Linked DNA regions of Homo sapiens: region 1 is linked to region 2. Evidence: chromatin contacts called from ENCODE Hi-C data. All regions are on one chromosome and are shown on one strand. Each heading gives the region's core, a stretch centred on a gene start or an enhancer-like site at or near the end of the contact. The rest is flanking DNA. Distances are from core to core; before and after follow the strand shown. Region 1 overlaps STEAP1B (STEAP family member 1B). Region 2 has its middle 17 kb from the start of CDCA7L.

Region 1 (6,696 bases), core at 4,083-6,582, 470 kb after region 2:
TAAATGGTGAACATATATAAGGTGTTCAAGCTCATTAACAAATCAGGGAAATATCAGTCTGAACCTACTGAATTGACCCCAAAACTTTTTTGATCTGACAGTATGAAGGGTAAGCAAGACTGCGGTGTAACAGAAAACCTTATACACTGCTTGTGGGAATATAAATGGACACAATCACTTTGGTAAACAACTCATCATTATCCAGGGCACTGAAGGTGCATATACCCTACAACCCTGGCCCTCCACTCATAGGTTTATACCCTGGAGAAACTCTTTTCTGAGGGCACTAAAGGACAAATACAGGAGTATACAAAGAGACAAAGTTTGTAAGAGCAAGAACTCTATCCAAATGTCCAACAACTACAACAACAAAAATAAAGCGTGGTACACTCATCAAAGGAGATCACATTTCACTGAAAAATGAATAAACTAGAGCTACTTGTATCAACATGAATGAACCTCACATCATGTTGCATTTTTTTCAGAAGAATACATACAGAATGATACAATTTACAGTAATCTTCTATTATCCACAGGTAATAGGTTCCCCCCAGTAGATGTCTGAAGAGTGGGTATTACTAAACCCTATATATACTATAGCTTTTTGACCTGATCACCAAGAGGACTACCAAGTGACTCATGGCCAGGTGATGTATACAGTGTGGATATGCCGTACAAAGGATGATTTACATCCTGAGCCAGACAGAGTAGGCCCACACAAGATTTCATCACACTGCTCAGAACAGTGCACAATTAAAAACTTATGAATTGTTTATTTTTTTAAATTTCTATTTAATATTTTTAGACCACAGTTTACTGCCAGTCGTTGAAACTCCTGAAAACAAACCATGGATGGGGGAAAAGACTGTATAAACTTCAAAAACTTATAAATCTAAATGGTCATATTGTTTAAGATTATAAGTAGTGTGTCCAATGGGCTTAACAGGCCTGACACAGGTTGGGCATCTATATCTGTAGTAAAACCTTACAAAAAAAAATGATAAAAATAAAATTCAGCCAAAGATTTACCTTGAGGTAATGGAGATAATTACCTTGAGGATTTACCCTTGAGGGCAGAGGGCATGAGGGACTAGATTGGGGAACTGACCCACTAGCATCTTCAACAGTGCCAGGTGTGTAGCACTTCTTAAACTGGTTGTGGATATGTGGGCATGCATTCTTTATAATACAGACATATATGTTTACGTTATTTTTTGTGAATATTGTATTTGAAAGTTTTAAAAATACAGTGGGTTGACCAAATAACTAAAACCCTTCTTATTGCTTGAAATTCAACCTGTGTGACTTCTCACTGCTCTCACCTGCCTATTGGAAAATAATAATGTTCTCACAGGATTTTGTAAAGATGAAATTAATTAGGGCACATAAACTGCTTGCATTGTACCAGACATATATGAAGTGCTCAATGAATGGAACTAATAGAACAACTATTCTCCTCCTTGTTACCACCAGGACTACCACAAGTGCATCATTAATCTTACGACTGAGGCAAGGAATTATTAAAATCCCTAACAAAGAAAGAAGTTGTCAAAGAATATCTTGTATCATTGGACCTTGGACTGTTGGACTCCCAGGTTTCAACATTATTCAGATGCTTGCAGCAAAGTGAGTACATCTTTTTCGCTCCACCCTGCAGCTGGCTTGGTTCTGACTGGAACCGTGGGCTGAGTCCAAAGGCTTGTTTTCGTTAGAGTCATGATGGCTAATGCTGAGAACACAGCCCCATGGTTTTACCTCAACAGCCACGTTTTTCTCAAGGAATGTGAAGAAAGCTGTTTCCTGCTGCTTAAAGAATGTGATTACCTCATTCAAAACTGACTGTCCAACCTGCCTCAGGCCTTCTAAGCCCGTCAGACAGACACATTTCTCACCATGACTTGGGTCTTCCTCATTTGCTCATGACCTGCATTTTTCCCAATCTGGTCTACAACAGACATGGAACCCTTGGCTCTATGATTCTCAGCGTCTCTCTGCCATCAGGCATTTTGGACTTGACCCTGCTTTAGTCTCCCTGTCACTGACATTGCAATTATTCCTATCAAACGATAGCTGGTCTCATCCTATGGTTCTCTGTCTTTTGGGGTGCAATGAATGGGAAAATGTTTCCTGGTTCCAGGCTCAATCCTAGTGGCTTTAAGATGTTTTTGGCTACAAGTAACAGAAACTTGAACTCAAATTGACCTACATAATACAAAGACAGTATTGGCGCAGTAACGAAAAACTACAGTGATAGAGGAAGCTTTGGTGACCCAGTGACAACACCAAAGATACAGCTTCTCCTCCTCTTCTCTTCTATGGTGCCTGCTTCACCCTAAGGCTCACTCTCTTCATGTTTGCAAAATGGCTGGAAGCAGCTTTAGGGACTGCTTGTTTCCTCAATTATGTCCAGCAGGAAGTGGGAAAAAAAAATCTCTCTCCCAATAGCTCTCTCAGAAGTGAAACATCTTTTTTTCCAAAAGTCTCTGGAAAGAGTTTCTCTTGATTCATTGGTCTGAATTGGGTTGTGTGTTCTAAACCAAGCGCTGTGGCCTGGCGATGAAGTATGTTGATTGAAGATCAGCTAATCAGAACCTAGGACTATGCTTATGGAGTGAGGTCTCCTCCCAGAGCATGTAGGCTGGTAGAAGAGGCATGATACCTGTGCTCTGTTTGACCTTCACCTTTGCTCCACTCTCTGCCCTAAGAAGCTAACTCTTCAGAATGCATCACTCCAGCTTTTTGATTTCTGACTTATAGCTGAATTTGATCTTGGGAACACCAACAGAAGATCAGAGGGTGGAGAGAAAACTGGATCAGGACAACTATTTCCCCAGCTGGCTCCTTGCCTTGCTGTGGTTCTGACAGTGGCTGTGTTCCTCTAGAAGGGCGACTCCACTTGGGCCACCCTTCCAGCTCCAGCTCTTGCCAGGCTCTGGTAACATTATTCCCTCCCTTATCCCATCTGGCCCAGAGGTGGTAACAGCTCCCTCCTCTTGCCAGTCCCTAGCTGCTCCAGCATTCCTTGCTGGTCCTTGCTATGGTCTGAATGTTTGCGTCTCTCCAAAATTCATATATTGAAATCTTCACCTCCAAGGCGATGGTATTAGGAGAGGGAGCCTTTGGGAGATGATTAGATCATGGGTAGAACCTTCATCAGTGGGATTGGTGTCCTTATAAAAGAGACTCTAGAGAGACCCCTCACCCCTTCTGCCATGTAAGGTTAGAGTGAGAAGATGGCTGTCTATGAGAAGTAGATCCTCGCCAGACACCAAATCTGCTTGTGCCTTGATTTTGAACTTCCAAGCCTCTAGAACTGTGAGAAATAAATTTCTGGGCTGGATGTGATGGCTCACGCTTCTAATCCCAGTGCTTTGGGAGGCTGAGGTGGGAAGATCATTTGAGGCCATGAGTTTGAGACCAGCCTTGGCAACATAGAGAAACCCTATACCTAATAAATAAATAAATAAATAAATAAATAAATAAATAAATAAATAAATAAAAGGTTAGCCAGCTGTAGTGGCATACACTTGTAGTCCCAGCTACTTGGGAGGCTAAGGTGGGAGGATCGCTTGAGCCCTGGAGGCAGAGGTTGCAGCCAGCTGAGATCATACCACTGACTCCAGCCTGGGCAACAGAGTGAGACTCTGTCTCTAAGGAAAAATAAATTCCATTGTTTACAGGCTACCCAGTTTATGGTATTTTGTGATAGCAGCCTGAACAAATGGACAGTCTTCATTCTACCCATATCTCTGTAATGAGCCCCTTCATTAAACTATGTGATTTGCCGTCTGTTTCCTTCCTAAACCTTGACTAGTACAATACCTGAATGAAAATTGAGAAATTACTACCCAGAAGAAAGGAGAACGGACACTAGGTAGCCAAAAAAACAGCAAATGTGTACCATGATCCACTACGGATTACATAGGTAAGCAATATTAAAGCACACACATGTACAATAGCAGCCTCGTCTCTTGTTAGAGAAATGCTCTCATAACTCCCTGACAGCAAAGAACTGCCAGTTGCTTCATGAGCTCAACCTCAGGTAGAAAAATACTCAGCCCTTCAGCTCTGCCGTTCCTGCCAGCAAATGCGGCCTGACTGCTCATAGGACATTTCAGTAATCAACTGGAAAATGAAAAATAGAAAAACACAGGGGGAAGAATGAGAAGAAAGAGAATCCCAGAATCTAACAGAACCTAAATGAGTTATTTCACCAAAAAAAAACAAAACAAAACCCAAAATCAAAAAGCAAACTTCGCAAGCTCCCATTCATTGCACCCCAAAAGACAGAGAACCTGGTAATTTGACCAGACTTCTGTAACAGCCACAGGACACCTTCCCCCAACTTACTATTTCAAGCCCTTCCACCCCCTCCACATAATGACTCATTGTAACCCCAGGGAGAGAGGATTTTCCTGCTCACAAAAGCACAAAGACAGGTTAGGCCAAACCAGTTTCAAGGAGAGGAGATCTATGTAGGAAAGGGGACCCAAATTGTAACAGCCACAGGACACCTTCCCCCAACTTACTATTTCAAGCCCTTCCACCCCCTCCACATAATGACTCATTGTAACCCCAGGGAGAGAGGATTTTCCTGCTCACAAAAGCACAAAGACAGGTTAGGCCAAACCAGTTTTAAGGAGAGGAGATCTATGTAGGAAAGGGGACCCAAATTGTGGATATTTGGGCCTGCCACATAGGAGAACTTCTATTGGGCAGGAAAGATTGCAAAGTATACCTATACAATTAGGAAGCGTATATTGGAAGATGTGAAAGGATAGACAGATTTAGGACTGTGCTATTCCAAAAAGCTACCCACCACTACTCATTCAGGAAAGAATGAGTCCTTGAACTGGTATAACTGGTTGTCAACTGAGATGAATTAAAGAACAAAACTGCTGGGCTTTGTCATGATGAACATGTGTGTATACGTATGTGTGTAAGATCATCCACCACCGATCACGTTCTCCTTTGTCCTCTCAACTCCTTTGCAGGTTCACAACAGTGTTATGGCGGGAGCAGGGAGGCACCTACATCCATTGGACCCATCCTGACAGCTGGGAAGGATGTGTCCAGCCACCCAGGGATGTGCATCTGGCACCCACCTCACAACAGCTGTTCTAACCACGTAAGAAGCACAAGGGTCACCGGTTACTCTCCATGAGAACAAAAGGCCAAGGATGCAGAGATAATTGCATCAAAGGGATTCAACTTCCTGGATGACCTCATTCCAAAGATCTGCAGAGCCCAGATAAGCATCCCAGGGTTCTGGCAGAGGGCCCCTCCAGGGACAGGAAGGGGACAGGAAGCCGGCTTTCCGTGTCTGTACCGCCTTCCTTGGGAAGGATAGGACACCTGTGGCCATCAAGTCATGATGCCCCATGCTGTCTCCCGCCAACTCCACAAGAAAGGCAAATGAGTGTCACATCGCCCCCAGAGTCATGACTCTGCTGATCCCACATGGGCCCCATAGAGGGCTTTTCCTTCTAGGTCTTCACCATAGATTTCTCATATTTTCATTTAAACAGATTTGTATGTAATTCTTGAATGTTTCCTTTCTTTCATATTCTCAAAAAATACATTAAGACTAGTAAGAATAGGTAAAAAAAAATTGGTACATCTCAGAAGATAATATGTGAGACTAATAGCTATAGTTTGCAATAAAGAAAATTAAATGAGGTTTCTAAGCACTTATGTATTTATTCTCTAAATGTTTTTGAGCCCTTTCTATGCCAGACACAACTCCAAGTCCAGAGACGGAAAGATAAAATGTTCCTTATGCTCGAAGAGCACATAGATTTGTTAGAAGTCATAGATACTTAAACAAATGATTATATAATAAGTTCTACAATGTAATTTTATCCTTGGGAATTCTGCTAATATTACAAGGAATAATAAATAGTCAAAATAAGAGTCCTTTATCAAAATTTATTTTTATACTGCTCAGTTTTGCCCTAGAATTTGTTAATTTATTCAATATTCTCAGCCCAAATCATTCTACAATGGTGGAAAGATTCTAAATCTATGCTGTCCAGTGGAGTAGCTACTAGCCACATGTGGCCAGAAGTACTTGAAATGTGACTAGTGTGACCGAGGAACTGAATTTTAAATTTTATTTAATTTTAACTCAGGTCAATGTAAATAGCCACATGTGGTTAACATAGTTCCAGAGTTCTAGTCCCAGATAGATCTGGCCAGATTTACCGAAACAAGTGAAGGTTAATCAATTGTGATTAAAATCAAGCAACACACCAATGTGAATGGCCAATGAACCATTCAAGAAAGAATCACCTGCCTGCCCACCTGCACCCACTCAACCTTGAATGTCTGGAAGAAAACGAGCCTGTTAGACACAGCAGGAAAGGAGGTGGAAAGTGTAACCATAAGGCAAGGTCAAGCAGCTCAAACAGAAGCACCAGGCACAAACAAACCACAGAGAAAAGCTGGAGGGACAGCACGAAGCTGGTGAGTGTCAAAACGAAAATAAAAGCAAGTTCAAGCTCAAGTCCAATTTTTAAACACTTGAGATTTTAGAAAAATAAGTAGAATCTAATCCAAAAGCCATTTATTGACAACCCTCCATCAGTAAATTTTTTCTGAACATTTTCTGTAGGCTCAGCACCAAGGGGGGTGGTTATTAAGAAGTCTATAGTAACATCAGTCTCCACCTTAAAGAATCTTAAAATTTGCTTGAGA
Region 2 (7,104 bases), core at 4,444-6,943:
ATTTCAGTTTCCACTCATTCATTCTTACTATATAGAAATACAGTTCATTTTTGTATGTTAATCTTTTATCCCATGACCTAACTGAACTTAGCCCTGAAGTTTTTTTGGAGAGTCCTTGGTATTTTCTTTTCTTTTTTTTTTTTTTTTTTTGAGATGGAGTCTTGCTCTGTTGCCCAGGCTGGAGTGCAGTGGTGCAATCTCAGCTCACTGCAACCTCCACCTCCTAGGTTCAAGGGATTCTCCTGCTTCAGCCTCCCAAGTAGCTGGGATTACAGGTGCATGCCACCACACCTGGCTAATTTTTTTGTATCTTTAGTAGAGACAGGGTTTCATCATGTTGGCCAGGCTGGTCTCGAATTCCTGAGCTCATGATCTGCCCACCTTGGCCTCCCAAAGTGCTGAGATTACGTGCATGAGCCACCACACCCAGCAATCCTTGGTATTTTCTAAGTAAACAATCATCTCATCTTCAAATAGAGGCAATTTTATTTTCTCCTTTCCAAACGGTGTTTTATTTCTTTCTCTTGCCCTATTACAATAGCTAGAATTCCTAGTACAATGTTGAATAACACTGCCATTTAAAATGCTTGCATTTTCTAAACGCTTCTCACTTTAGCTTTAGGCTCTGGTAAAGAGCAAAATGCCTCTCCAACCTTTCTGTCTCGTGTGCCTTCTCCCCTTCTTCTTGATGACCACAACATCTGGCACCTGGACATTATTTAGAATGTTAGATAGTGGTTCACAGATGTAGTTGTTTTAAACATGGACGAACAATGTAGTGCTTCTTACAGGGTTGAATGAATAAGCATTTTATATGTTTTCATTGTGGCACTGTTGTATGGGGCAACTGCACACTCGTACATTTTTGTTGGATATTATGAATGCTTGTATGAATTGTGAATTAGAGTCACTGGACTGTGCCCCTGCCACCCCATGCCTAAATCATATGTTGAAGCCCAAACAATGTGACTGTATCTGGAGACAGGCCTTTTAAGAGACAATTAGTGTTAAATAAAGTCATGAGGGTGGGAACCTAAGCTGATAGGACTGTGGCCTTATAAGAACAGGAAAAGATTCTCTCTCTCTCTCTCTCTCTCTCCCCCTCCCACCATTTCCCACCCCCACCCCCCACCATGTGAGGACACAGTGAGAAGGTGGCCATCTACAAGCCAGGAAGAGAGCCCCCATCAGAAACCCAATTGGCCAACACCTTGATCTTGGACTTCAACCTCCAGAAATGTGAAAGAATAAGTTTCTGTTATTTAAGCCACTCAGTCAATGGTATTTTGTTAAGGCAGTCCAAGCTGACTAATACATCAAATATGTACCGGTCACACACAGGGAAAAAGGCCCCTGGTACAGTCAGCCAGCCCACACTATTAAAGGAGTTTAGAATATGTCACACCAAAATATGCTGCTCTGGCATATTCACTGTTTTAAGTTAAAGGCACTTAAAAAAAAATACATAGCAGGTACACGAACATCACTCTGACCTTCATGCTATTTCTTAAAAGCCAGAGATGAAATTCCCATGTGGAAGATGGCGTCTCTACCCTGGAAAGAAAGCAGCATCCTTACCAAAGACGGAAAATTGAAGCCAAGGAAAATCTGTACAAGCAAATCTTGTTTATTTTTTATTTATTTATTTATTTTTGAGACAGAGTTTCACTCTTGTTGCCCAGGCTGGAGTGCAATTGTGTGATCTCGGCTGACTGCAACCTCCGCCTTCCGGGTTCAAGCAATTCTCCTACCTCAGCTCCCTGAGTAGCTGGGATTACAGGCATGAGCCACCACGCCCGGCTAATTTTTGTATTATTGGTAGAGAAGGGGTTACACCATGTTGGCCAGGCTGGTCTTGAACCCCTGACCTCAGGTGATCTGCCTACCTTGGCCTCCCAAAGTGCTGGGATTACAGGTGTGAGCCACCGCACCCGGCCACAAACCTTGTTAAACTAACTCTTATCTTCCTAGTCACTTCTCCACCCAATTAACTACCTTAGCCCAAGTCTCTGTGCCTTGTCTTATTTCACACTTCACTGTTCTTTGTCCACTTCGTCATGTAAGTGATTGACTATAACTTCAGGTCTTCTTTTCCTTATGAGGACTCCCCTGTCACATAAAACTTGTGTTAAATAGATTTGTGTGCTTTTCTCCTGTTAATTTATCTTATGTCAATTTAATTCTCAGGCCCAGCTGGGACCCTGAGAGGATGGAAGTGGAGTTTGCTTCCCTCTACTACCATGAAACAACATTAATGGTACATCTCATTCTAAGAACCAAGGGAAGAGACCATAAAGAAGTGTGATTCATTCGCTTTTTATCCTCAAGATCTCATTACTAGCAGCAGAAACTATTGCTAGGATTTCCACAATGTTCCCATGACAAGCAAGTGGGACACTCCGTCCTGGCCAGGGAATGCCTCCCAATTTAAAGGTAGCATAAAGCCCAGAAGAAAAGAAGACCACACAGATTGTCAAGTCCAGGGACACCAAGAGTAGTGGTTCCCAAATATTATTATGCCTGAAACTCACCAGAGGCACTTGTTCAAAATGTAGGGATCTGCCCTACCTTTTAAGATTCAGATTCAATAGGTCTGGCATTAGTGTGACCAGCCATCCCAAAACCATGCTATTTGGGAAACTCCTTAGTTTTGGGTCTTCTTATCTGCTGTGTAGTCCAGGATTCTGCACATTTAATAAGCACCCTAGTGCAGCAGTCCCCAACCTTTGTGGCACCAGGGACTGGTTTCATGGAAGACAATTTTTCCACGGATGGGTTGAGGGTGGTTTTGGGATGATTCAAGCACATCACATTTAGTGTGCACTTTATTTATATTATTATTACATTGTGATATATAATGAAATAATTATACAACTAACCATAATGTAGAGTCACTGGGCGCCTTGAGCTTATTTTCCTGCAAATAGATGGTCCTATCTGGGGGTGATGGGAGACAGTGACAGATCATCAGGCATTAGAGCCTCATAAGGAGCTCATAATCTAGATCCCTCACATGTGCAGTTCACAGTAGAGTTCGTGCTCCTGTGAGAATCTAATACCACTGCAGATCTGACAGGAGGAGGCACAGCTCAGGCGGTAATGCGAGCGATGGGGAGCAGTTATAAATACAGCCCATGTTTACATCTGTAAATATTTACAGATGAAGCTTTGCTTGCTCGCCTGCTACTCACCTCCTGCTGTGCGGCCGGTTCCTAACACGCCATGGACTAGTACCGGGTTGGGGACCCCTGCTCTAGTGAATTTAGATGTCAATGGTCCTCAGACTATACTTTGAGAAACACTGACTTGGAGACTTGAAGTTAGCTTGTAATTCTTACTAGGTGGAAGGGAAAGGTGTCATTCAAGTGTAGCTATGAAAACAACTTGATGGATTTTAAGTGTAGTCACTTTTGAGCCTGAATCATAGATAGGAAAATGTCAGATTAAATATTTAAGTATACAAAATATGCCAGACTTTTGCATCTAATGTCCCTCTTCTTCTAGTGCTCTATCCCTGACATTCGTGATGACCTTCTCCTCTGAAGCACTGTCATGCTCTTCGCCCTTTTTCCTATCCTCATTCTTATTAGTTTCAACATCCAGGAGTTTCATTTCGTGACATCTTCACAACCCGTGTCAGTCTGAGTCCAGGCAAGAGATAGGAACCATGCCAGTTATTTGAATAGAGAGGATTGATTATGAAGAATTATTAGCTACAAATATAAAAAGAACAAGGTAGCAAAGAGTAAAAAGAGAACACTACGATATCACAGAGAGGACAACTGCAGGAAGCAGCCAGCAACCCTAGGGCTGGGGTAGAAGGAGGGGAAGAGGTTACCATTATCCACAGGTGCTGTGAAGAGGGCCTGCAGAAATGAAACACACACACCCCGAAGGGCCATGCTGCTCAGCTGATGCTGATGTCTCTGAGGTGGGCCCAATACAGCTGGTTTTACAAGGGTGGGAAAAACCCAAGCTAGATTCCGCTGCCTCTTTGGGAAGTAACTGCTGCTGCCTGGGTGAAGACACATTGCTGGGGAGTTATTGATAGAAACAAGAGCCAATTAAGTCTCCTTTTTAAAATAAACTATGCAGTCTCAGGTATTTCTCTGTAGCAATGCAAGAACAGCCTAATACAGAAACTGACATATCCATAAAGCTAGTGTGAGAAATTTTAAATCTATCCAACTCTCGGAAGTTTTTGATCAAGCTTACAAACTATTAGGAAGAATCTAAAATACACGTAGGTGCACATATAGGATATGCATATCCTAAAACATTTTAAAATTCAGTAGGAATAAAGGAAGTATCAGTTATTTGCAAAGACTCAGAATCACAATTATCACGTTCTCTAGTCTCAATGAAGAAAAAAGAAATCAACAACAGAAGGAAAAAGAAACCAAAAACAGATTCTTAAAATAAAAAACTTATTTCTGACTAACTTATAATTTCAAAGGAAATAAAATAAAAAATATGAAATAGCACCAAAAACATTCAAAGTATTTCCAGTCACAACCTGGGGGATGCAGCTAAAGACGAACTTGTGGAAAATGTAAAACTTTAAATGCATCTGTTAGGATACAATACATATTTAAAACAAATGAGCTAATCATTAATCTGAAGGTTAAGAAAAAAACAATAGAATTGATACAGACAGGAGACAGGCAAATACTGGGTAGAAGAGGGTAGTTCCCCGGCAAAGACCCTACCCTCAAGCCTGGAAACCGGTGGCCCTAAATGGGTACAGACATTCCTGTTTTCAAGCCCAAAATGTTGCCTTTTGGCCTGCCACACCCCCTATCTTGTACCCATATTAACCCCAAACCCCCAGCTCCAGGAGAAAACAAACAGACAAACAGCAGAAGAGCGCAACAGAGAAGGAGAGAAGAGAAGGAATGTTGAACACCGAGAGGAGTTCAGCTGGGACTATCAGAGAAAAGATTGGCCACTGGACAGCCAAACTCCAGAGGAAGAGCATCTTCTACTCCATCCCCCTTCCAGCTCTCCATCCATCCCACCTTCAACCCTCAGTAAAACCCCCGCATTCACTCTTCAAGCCCGTGTGTGACCTGATTCTTCCTGGACTCCGGACAAGGACCTGGGTACCAAGAGGGCACTGAACAGGTTAACACTTAAGCCATCTGTGGACAGCAAAGCTAAAAAAGCGACACTGTAACATGCCCACGGGCTTCGAGAGTCACCCCTAGATGATACCATGGGGCCGGAGCCCAAAGTGCTAGCCCTGGCTCGAGCACCCGCCCCACTGTGTGCTCCTCCTCGCATAAGGGGTTTGAGCTCATGGTGGCCGAACAGAGAGCCACACCCTTGTCATATGTCATGCGAACGGGGGCTAGGGAACTGTCCCATTTCAGAATGAATTCCAAGGAAATAATAAGGATTAAAAATAACTCCTAACAAAGTGAAGAGTAAAAGCAATATAAAAAACCAAGCCAATTCTTTGGAAAGACACCTAATTTCTACAAAGTTCTGACAAGACTGATGATGACAAAAAGAGAGAAAAGATAAAGAACCACTGGACACAAACAAGAGCAAATGCTGTTCAGGCTGTGGACTTTCCTGAGCCCGAGGAAGCTGAAGGCAGGGATACTGATTCAGAACACCCCACCATTGACTGCTTTTTCCCTCCAGTGACAGAGAGACCTTCCAGATGCTCAGCTTGGTTTAAGACATAGGAAAGCCCAAGGTCTTAAAACACTTCCTTAAATAGAAGCATTGAGCACTGCATTTAGGCAAGTTCTTCCTCAGGAGTGATGTAACAAGGTCAGCAGTAAAGCACAGAATGAGGCTTCCCAGTTGTCCCAGACCTCTCACCAGATATTGTCAATGTCTCTGGTTACTTCACATTCCCCTTAGAGGATTTCAAGGATTAAGGGAAACTGCCCTAAAATAAGATTATCTTATCTGTATCTGCCCTTATCCCGTATGGCCACTTCCTTTCTGTTAAGACTTTGGAACATAAATTGGTAAGAGTGTGTGTGTGTGTGTGTGCACCCTCCCCTTAGTCACTAAATGTTGTATTTGGTGTCATCACTGGGGTTGGCCTCACCCCCAGCCCCCACCTCCCCTCAGTTATATTTGGAAGGAACATCTGGAAGCTGAAGAAAAAAATGCTGAGGACCCCTGTGTAGAGACAGGCTAGACTTTGTGCCACTGAAGGAATTGTGTTAATGGAATTTACCCAGTTTTCTCCTAACTCCAACTGGTCCTGCTCGGTAGTTAAAGAGATCTGAGCTGAGGGCAGAGTTACCCCAGATATAGTTCCCTGGTTTCCCAGAAGCACACAGCCAAGTAGCCAAGGATCCTTGAAGTGAGGGGGAAGCTTAAAGTTTGGACCAAGTACCTTGAGTGAACGCCAATATCTGAAACCTGGGCCATGATATTAGGAAAGATCTAGGGGCTGAGGGCTCCTCAGGCCCCCATTAGACTTCTGAATGGAGACTTCCAGGCAGAAATTAGATAATTGTTGATGTTTTTGATGTAGTTACAGTGAGAATGGACCTAAAAATTTTTTAATTGATGTGACTCTACCTGCATGATTGATCAAAAAAAGAGGAAGTTAGATTAGGATGAAAAAATGAAAGTTTTAATGACTTCTCTATATTTTCTTAAAAAATTTAGTTACACATATAGCACACAAAGACATTTGCATGAACTTACTCAAAGTGTAAGACAACGTTACAGTTCCTCTTTACCTCTGTCACCTCCTCCCCAACCCCCCACTCCCTCACACACAAACACCCAGAGGGGATCTTGAATCAAAGGTATGTGTCTGCCCAGGCCTTTTTCATGTGTATTTACAAATATGTCACACTATTACTTTTAAGAAGGATTTCTGTTTTAATGTTTATGAAACAATCTTCCTCTTTTCATATTTGAACCTGTAGCTTCAGAAAAAAAAAAAGAGAGAGAGAGACCAGGCGCGGTGGCTCATGCCTGTAATCCCAGCACTCTGGGAGGCCGAGGTGGGCGGATCACCTGAGGTCAGGAGTTCAAGACCAGCTTGGCCAATTTGGTGAAATCCCATCTCTGCTAAAAATACAAACATTAGCTGGGCGTGGTGGTATGCTCCTGTAATTCCAGCTA

Evidence for each region. A loop is a pair of places that touch in the nucleus more often than their neighbours do. Pooled maps may share reads with other maps.
Region 1: a loop to region 2 is called in a pooled map, with 2.8 times the contacts of the local background. The contact joins two enhancer-like sites. A Hi-C loop is called at or near these places in 2 of 37 single-sample maps with no recorded cell type and 2 of 50 pooled maps.

The regions. Positions count from the first base shown.
Region 1 is chr7:22,428,924-22,435,619 of GRCh38, forward strand. All of the region lies in intron 4 of STEAP1B (STEAP family member 1B), which reads right to left. Among named protein-coding and RNA genes, the nearest start is that of STEAP1B, 68 kb to the right of the region's middle. RefSeq lists enhancers at 5,107-5,401, 5,175-5,319 and a cis regulatory region at 5,239-5,256. Within about 2 kb of position 5,333, at least 8 of the 41 ENCODE cell types and tissues checked have a DNase peak (open chromatin) inside an H3K27ac peak, as active enhancers do.
Region 2 is chr7:21,959,763-21,966,866 of GRCh38, forward strand. No RefSeq gene overlaps it. Among named protein-coding and RNA genes, the nearest start is that of CDCA7L, 17 kb to the left of the region's middle. Within about 2 kb of position 5,694, at least 3 of the 41 ENCODE cell types and tissues checked have a DNase peak (open chromatin) inside an H3K27ac peak, as active enhancers do.